Linked DNA regions of Mus musculus: regions 2 and 3 are each linked to region 1. Evidence: chromatin loops called from intact Hi-C (ENCODE). Cell type or tissue: left cerebral cortex. All regions are shown on one strand.

Evidence for each region. Peaks named below come from ENCODE experiments on the same cell type or tissue, not always from the same donor. Only the 100,000 strongest peaks of a DNase experiment are listed, where the experiment ranks them.
Region 2: it touches region 1 in a loop (2.7-fold over the local background); 7 of 42 quality-filtered maps call a loop at or near these places.
Region 3: a loop joins it to region 1, with 4 times the contacts of the local background. A loop is called at or near these places in 13 of 42 quality-filtered maps.

The regions. Positions count from the first base shown.
Region 1 is chr10:126,529,184-126,531,683 of GRCm38, reverse strand. No RefSeq gene overlaps it. Among named protein-coding and RNA genes, the nearest start is that of Gm40797, 130 kb to the left of the region's middle. In left cerebral cortex, a CTCF peak has its summit at 80 (motif pointing right); DNase peaks (open chromatin) are centred at 121 and 1,257.
Region 2 is chr10:126,329,529-126,332,028 of GRCm38, reverse strand. No RefSeq gene overlaps it. Among named protein-coding and RNA genes, the nearest start is that of 1700025K04Rik, 41 kb to the left of the region's middle. In left cerebral cortex, a CTCF peak has its summit at 1,231 (motif pointing right); a DNase peak (open chromatin) is centred at 1,262; H3K4me3 peaks cover 527 bases.
Region 3 is chr10:125,724,228-125,726,727 of GRCm38, reverse strand. No RefSeq gene overlaps it. Among named protein-coding and RNA genes, the nearest start is that of Gm36884, 19 kb to the left of the region's middle. In left cerebral cortex, a CTCF peak has its summit at 1,249 (motif pointing left); DNase peaks (open chromatin) are centred at 831 and 1,212.

The sequences.
Region 1 (2,500 bases):
TTTTTTGAGTTAACATTTTTTTCCCACTTTTTTGTGGAGAGAAATGTTTTTGCACACTCTCTTACCTTAAGACCAGGTCCAATTCCACCTATTTCCAGTAGGGGTCACTGTGGTTCTTCAGTAGTTAAAAAATTTTTATTTATTTATTTATGTTTTTTTTTTTTTTTTTTTTCCAATTTGGCATCCCTGTTAGAAGGGGAGAAAAGCATTCTGTCATGGTTATTATTTTTAGCAAAGTTAAGGGAAATGTTAAAATGATAGCCTCCTTTTTTAAATACAAAGAACACTTCGCAGAGCAATTGAGCTTTTTCCAGCTTCTGCATCCCAGGCTGTAACTATCAGAAACATTTCTATCTTACACCGATGACCCAAATTTAATTTATTAGTGTGAAGTATTATCCCTATTCCATTTATTCTGCCATTAAGACAGAATTAAACTCGTTCTTTCCATGGTGTGACGGTGGCAGGCTACCTGTTTCCACTTGCAGACTAGTGCCCTTTTTCTTCCTTCCTTCCTTCTTCCTTTTTTTTTCCCCCAGAAGGTGGCTTCCCAGCAGTACAGAAATACAGCTTCCGAAAAAGTTCATTAATAATGAAGTATCAAAGTTAATTAATGGCACATGAGATATGCAGATGTAAGGACCATTTTCTAAGGTCAATGAAGGAGATCCAGAAAATTCAGACATTGTTGCATCTTGAAAAGAATTCCCCCTGGTGAATTCAGCAGGAATGTAGACTAGGTATTTGTTTGGGAAAAAAAAGATCAAATATTAAGAATTAGAAAGAGGAAATATAGTCTCCGAATATTAAGAAGACGCATGCTGAGTATAACATCCAAGTGCCGGAGCGATGTGACCATCAAAGTCCTGATTTCTCCTCCTGGATCTTTAACTTTATATCGCGGGGAACCAAGAAACCTTAAATATGATATTGCTTTGAAAAATCTCATCTTTTCCTCTCATCCCCTTTTTACTACTTGCAGCCTTGAAAAATGCTGTCCCGATCACCTTGCAAGATCATCTTCTATTTCACAGCCTGGGGCCCTTTGCTTCCTGACATATCCTTATTTCTATAGCATTTTGACTACATTCCCAGACGTTTCCCCACTCCCGCGGCCTCTCAATGCATTTCAAAATCGATTTTCTTGGGTATTTGTCGCAGACCTCACATTTAGCAGGATTAGGGGAGGTACCGGGGCAGGTGCTACAACCTAGAACTCCACCAGTCACCTTATAGTCAGGGCAAAAGTCTTTGAGACTATGCGTAAGTTGGGTCTCATCTGGGCTCAGGCACACAACTCCATTTCTCCAACTTTGCTGAAAACCACCAAGGTCTGGGCAGCAAGAGGCAGGCAGGGCTGACTGGAGAGGGACTCCACTGAGTTTAGAACCTTTACTCTCTCTGTTAGTTACACTTCCTGAAAGACCAGTCTCTGTTTCTAAAATGAGAAGAGTAATGGTTGCCTTGACACAGTTTTAACCATAAGTAAGTAACTAGGATTTTTCTTTTGTTTGGAAAGCTCCTTAAGTTTTTCTCTTCAAAGGATGGAGCCAGCGTTTTCTTCATAATCCAGAATCATCAGAAGTGATTTAAAAATATTTCCTCGGGGCTGTCTCTTATGTAGGTCATCTCTCCTTAAGTCCAGTGTTTCTGCATTTTAATATTCAAAGTGGGGTTTTAAGTTGGCAAAACTGGAATTCTAGCCCTGTTCTAACACTAACTTGCATGTGACTTTCATAATCCCAATTAAATTAATTTGGAGACCATTAGAATAAGGATCCTGATGATGGTACAGCATGTGGTTAGAGTAAAATAATAGCAGCAGTATCGGGTCACGTGATCGCCATGCCTCTGCCTCGAAGGTGCGTTTGATTGAGGAGTGAGCGGTTAAAGCGCAGGTCGTGGGTGTGCCCTGGTCTGTAGGAAGGCATCTGTGTTGTCAAGGAGCTCACCTTCCAGCACGATGGGAGAGGCACGATTCTCTGCTTTCCCTCAGAGACTGAGACACCATCGTAGCCCATGGCTGGCATGTGGGATGGGGTTGTTCTAGAGCGTATTATTAGGGAAAGCCTCTGTGACGAACTGGCGTTTGAAGATTTTGACGATGGAAAGAAAACAGCCAGGTAAAGACTGGATTGGGGAATGATATGGAGGAGGGAGCAAAGGCCCCAAAGGTGGACTGACTGTGTGAGGTTGAAGGAGCGGGCTGCTGGCAAAACTTCAGACTCAAACCATGATACACACCTTGATCAGGCTTTTCTTTACCCCTCATACTTGAGAGGACTCCTAAGCTCTGAATGTCTGCTGGAAGCACTTTGCCTGAGCCTTTCCCATCATGCTTATTTTCAGTGAAACTCAGTGTCCTTCTAAGTGCAAGCTCTCCGGATCTAGGCACTGACCTTCCTTTGAGAGACTAGCCTAGCCTAGTGCATTCCCTTTTCAGTAGGATAAGCAGGTTCGCCCAGAGGAGGTAGTGAGATAAACAACAAACATCAGGTGA
Region 2 (2,500 bases), 200 kb after region 1:
ACTTCATCCTAAAGAGGATTTAGAGTTCCTTTCATGGAAGCACACAGTAGAAGAAGGGGAAATAAATTAAGAAATGAGAAAGATGAAACAAAGGGGAGGGGGAAACATTCTGGTAGAAAACACCAGCAACAAAGCCACAGAGCACAGCCCTGTCCTCTCACCCCCCGAGTATGAGTAAGGCTCTCCAGCATGAGATAATACCAAATCCGAATTTTTCTCTAATTTGTAAATTTTCAATGGAAATTTCAGGCTGTTGCTCCAAGTAGAAACGAGCTCTAATTATCTCTCCGATTTTCATATGATTTTCAATAAGTCAGCATTACTGCTGTGGCTGATGAACTGGAAAGCCCAGAAAAGCAGGCTCGACTTTTCTGTGCCCTCTGAATCCTTTGAAATGTTTTAGAATCACTGTCTTTGAAGGATTTGTTTGTGCAGAGAGAAAGAAAAGGAGAGGTTGGGAAATGGTTTCGTATACTGTTGTGTCTGATCTAGTAAACTCCGTGTTCAGGCTTGCTATAGTGGCTAAGTCGGCCACCAAAACACCACGGGGGTTACCAAATGGCTCGGTACTGAACTTCTCAGGGCTCACTGGATATCTTAGCCCCACCCAAAAATGTATCCTGCTACATCTAACGGAGAAACAGTGTGAAAACACACAGAGAACACTTTTGTAAGATCGTCTTCTTTAAATGTCTCCTGCTTGGGGGACATCACTTGGGAATCAGCTCTATGCAAAATACCTTGTAATAACCTTTTCTGTGGAGATAGGGACCTCTAATCATATTTCAACCGCGAGATACACACACGTGCTTCAAGTTAAGGGAATTCTATTTATGCAGTTCTGAGTGTCCTTGTGGGGGGTGGGGTGGGGGAGGGAATAACTTAGGGAAAACTTTCTGCTGTCAGACAACCGTTCTCTTTTGTATAATTGTGCATGGAAAGCAAATAATAGTATAGTGCATGATTTAATGATTTAGGCATTTATTAATTCATTTTTAAAAAAGGAACCTTGAGGGTGGGGGGAGTTAAAAGCAAATTTCCTGCAGCAAGGAAACGAAGCCCTTAAGGTTATCCAGTTCATTTATCGTTGGAGTTAATTAAACAGTGACCTGGACTTTTCACACAGTAATTACTCTTGATGAAAAATTAACTACAGTCTTCCAGTAAGAAAGCACACACAGCAAGTTGTTAGAGGGTGGCTGGCCTGACCCAGGACGCTGGCTCGGCGGCCACAGTTCCTGTAGGTGGCAGTGAAGCACCGCACGAGCCGCCGGCCTCGGCCCAGACTGCGCATGCGCTACGTGAAGGGCAGGCGCTGCCCGGAGCATGCTCTGCCCTCAGGCCAGCAATTTCACTAAGTTCCTGGCTACCTACTCAATTTCATAGCCGCATCTAAATGAATCTTTTCTGAACTCAGCAGAAATACAAACTGCTCCTTCATATACCCCAAATTGTCCTTCTGGTGGAGCTGGAGCTGGCTTCTGTTTTATTTTTTCCTTTTTTTTTGAATTTCAGCATTGGCCTTATATGGAGGGAGTGGGGTGGAGAATTAGGGCTAAACCCTCCGCTTGAATTGTCAAAGCCATTTAGCTTAGCTGTGGCCCAGCCTGCTTAGGGGGAAAAAAAAAGTAAATCTATAAACTGAGGATCACAAACCTGCCCTACCCAGGAAAGATGTCCCGGAAAGCCCATAACTAGATTTCTTTCTTCTTGTGTTTTTCTTTATTCTGCTGCTTTCCTTCCTGCTATTCAAAAATAAATAAAATCCCCTACTCTGCTCAAAAGGCCAGGATGATTAGAATTTACACAGCAACCAAAACCATGAGTCATCTAGGTAACTTGCAACTTTCAATTTGGCAATAGTCTGATTCTATTTTATTATTATTATTAATATTATTATTGTAACTTGTTTTCCTGTTTGACCTTAGATCGGGGTTACTTGATAGTGTAGGGTGATGAGGATTCTGAAACTGTGTGGGTTTCTCCGTCATTTCAGGCAAAATTTCTCTCTCCTGCTTCCTGCCTCCAGTTTCCCATTCTTTTGGTGGCAAGAAGATAGACTGCACAGTGTCTCCCACATGTCTCTATGTCATGTTGCCTTGGGTCACAATACCGACTGTAGATGCGAGAAGAGTAACCCCCCTCCTCCAACCTCTACCCTGTGCACAGATATATCTAAAATGATTCCTGGGACTTCACTGTTGATATAGCTTGTACAAAAAATTTTATAAGCAAGATCCGGCAGAAAATAGACAGTCAAAGCAATTTATGGACTAAGTAAGAGGTACACTGGAAATAAAATTGAAGTTTAAAGACAAAGAAACTGGGGAAAGAAAAGACAACGGTCTAACTAACAGTCCACAAGGCATCAGAAGGGTTTAAGAAAAACACATCTTGACGTCTGGGCGCTGAAGGAGGTAGGAAAGGGGGTGACTGGTAGTATTGAGCCAATGCCTCTCAGAATTGGAAGAGCGGCAAATCAAAGAAGATTCTGGGAAGA
Region 3 (2,500 bases), 800 kb after region 1:
CTCAGCTGATGAGAGAAGGGTCAGAGACATTTCTGCTTGTCTAGTCTCAAGTTTACTCCCTTGTGCCACGGCACCAAAGATTAGCGTAGCACGCTCCTGTTAGTCCAGCCCTGGTTTTCTTTCTTAAAAGAGAAAATTTAACAGAAGTTTTTATTTTTCCCCCCCGTTTGTTGATTTCTTTCAAGAAAGGGTCAAAAATTTATCTTCAAAATACTAGTTGTAGAGATGCATACAAATAACAAAAAGAAAAAAAGAGAGAGAGAAAGAAAGGAAGGAAGGAAGGAAGGAAGGAAGGAAGGAAGGAAGGAAGGAAGGAAGGGGGAGAGAGAGAGAGCTAGGGAGAGAGAGAGAGAGAGAGGGAGAGAGCGAGAGAGAGAGAGAGAGAGAGAGAGAGAGAGAGAGAGAGAGAGAGAGAGAAAGAAAAGAAAAGAAAAAAGAAAAGAAAAGAAAAGAAAAGAAAAGAAAAGAAAAGAAAAGAAAAGAAAAGAAAATACAGATTTTTAAAGAGCCAGCGAAATATCATCTCTTACTTGGCTCACTTTTAAAGTTAGAGGATTGTACAGAATGGCGCCTGTGTGGCTGTGCGCATGCGCACTTCCCATCCCAACTTTGGGTAGAAGAGATTCTCCCCTATAGAGGGAGAGAGAGGAGCTTTGCATCTGTTGAGGCAGGGCTAAGTCAGTGTGAGAAAGTCAGGAGCAGCCGCACTTGACACCCACTCTTGTCAGTTCAGGCCACTGAGGCTGAGCAGAAGGGACGCTGGGCCTTGTCCCAGATGCTGGGTCTGAGACTCGAGATTTCCCTCTGCCCGCCCCTCCCCCATAGCCTTCCTTTGTTTCCCTGGAGGGTTATTTATGTTGCTAATTCAAGACTTTGACTTGTAGGATAAACCCATGCTGTGTGTTTATAGAACAGGCAAGGCGGAACCCTGGGTCCCTTTGATTGGAGATGATTTTCACATGTTTCCTGGTTCCCCTTTTGTGAAGATTTATCTTCAAACTCGAGACTTCCCTCCTTCTCACTTCAGACTTAAACTACTTAAATCTAGAAAAATAAAATTGTTTAACTGAACCTACTTCCCTAATAACTTTAGAAGAGCCAGCCAACAAATTGTTTACTTGAGAGGACCGTAGCCTTTTCTTCCGCTCTTCAATCACCCTCAAGGAGAAGGCAGATGTGAGTGGCTGGGACCTGGTGGAGCACGTGGGCGCGTTTGCCCAGCGTGGTGGGTACCGCCCTCTGTAGGGTAAAATTAGGCTTACTCGAATCTGCTAGATTGTCTTGCCCTCTAGTGGTCAGTACAAAAAAAAAAAAAAAAAAAAAAAAAACCACACACGAACATTGCAACTTGCAATGACTGTGTCTTAACGTTTACTTATAGGTAGGCGAATCGAATTATTATTGAGTTAAATCAATCTGCTATCATGCAAGATAGCACATATAGTTGGGCTTACGTGTACGTTTTTATGGGTGGAGGATGGATCCCATCGCCCTTTGCAAACTAAGATGTGCTTAGCCACGGAGCTGCGTGTCCCAGAACAGCATCATGTTTTACTGAATTAAATAAATTAAATGGCCACTTCCAAAATTCCTTAGGGGATACATTACAACATACAATTGTACATGTTGACGGAGCACCATCTTACACTGTTGTATGTACACATATCACATAATACGAAATCCAGACGCATCTAATTCCTCACACACGTATAATTTGCTTATCATGAGAACAGACAGGATCGTTCCTTGGAGCTTTTTAAAACACACAGTGCTGTTGTCATCCAGTGACCCCACTGGGCAGCGGCGGGCCAGATTTTCCTTCTCCATAACTGTACATTACTGCCTGTTAGCCAACATTTCTTAACCCACCCTTTCCACTCGCTCCAAACACCTTACCCTTATTTTCTATATCTCATACAGATTCCATTTATGAATGAACTCTCGAGGCAGTTGGCTTTCTGTTGTTGGCTTATCTCATTTAACATTACAATCTCTGGTTTTTCATCTGTGCTTATTTATTTATTTATTTATATTTTTGAATGATCACATTGTATTGTGAGTGACAGAATAGTAAGTAATCCACTTTAATATTCACTGTATCCATCCATCAACCATGAGAAACTTAGAGAGTTTCTTCAGCTTGGCTCCCATGGATAGCATTTGTCTTAGTTAGGGTTTTACTGCTGTGAACAGACACCATGACCAAGGTAATTCTTATAAGGACAACATTTAATTGGGGATGGTGTTTACAGGTTCAGAAGTTCAGTCCACTATCATCAGGGCAGGAGCAAGGCAGCATCCAGGCAGGCATGGTGCAGGAGGAGCTGAGAGTTTGACATCTTCATCTGAAGGCTGCTAGCAGTATACTGACTTCCAGTCAGCCAAGACAAGGGTATTAAAGCCCACACCCATAGTGTTACACCTACTCCAATGGGGCCACACCTCCAAATAGTGCCACTCCCTGGGCCAAGCACATACAAACCATCCCAGCATTTCAGTG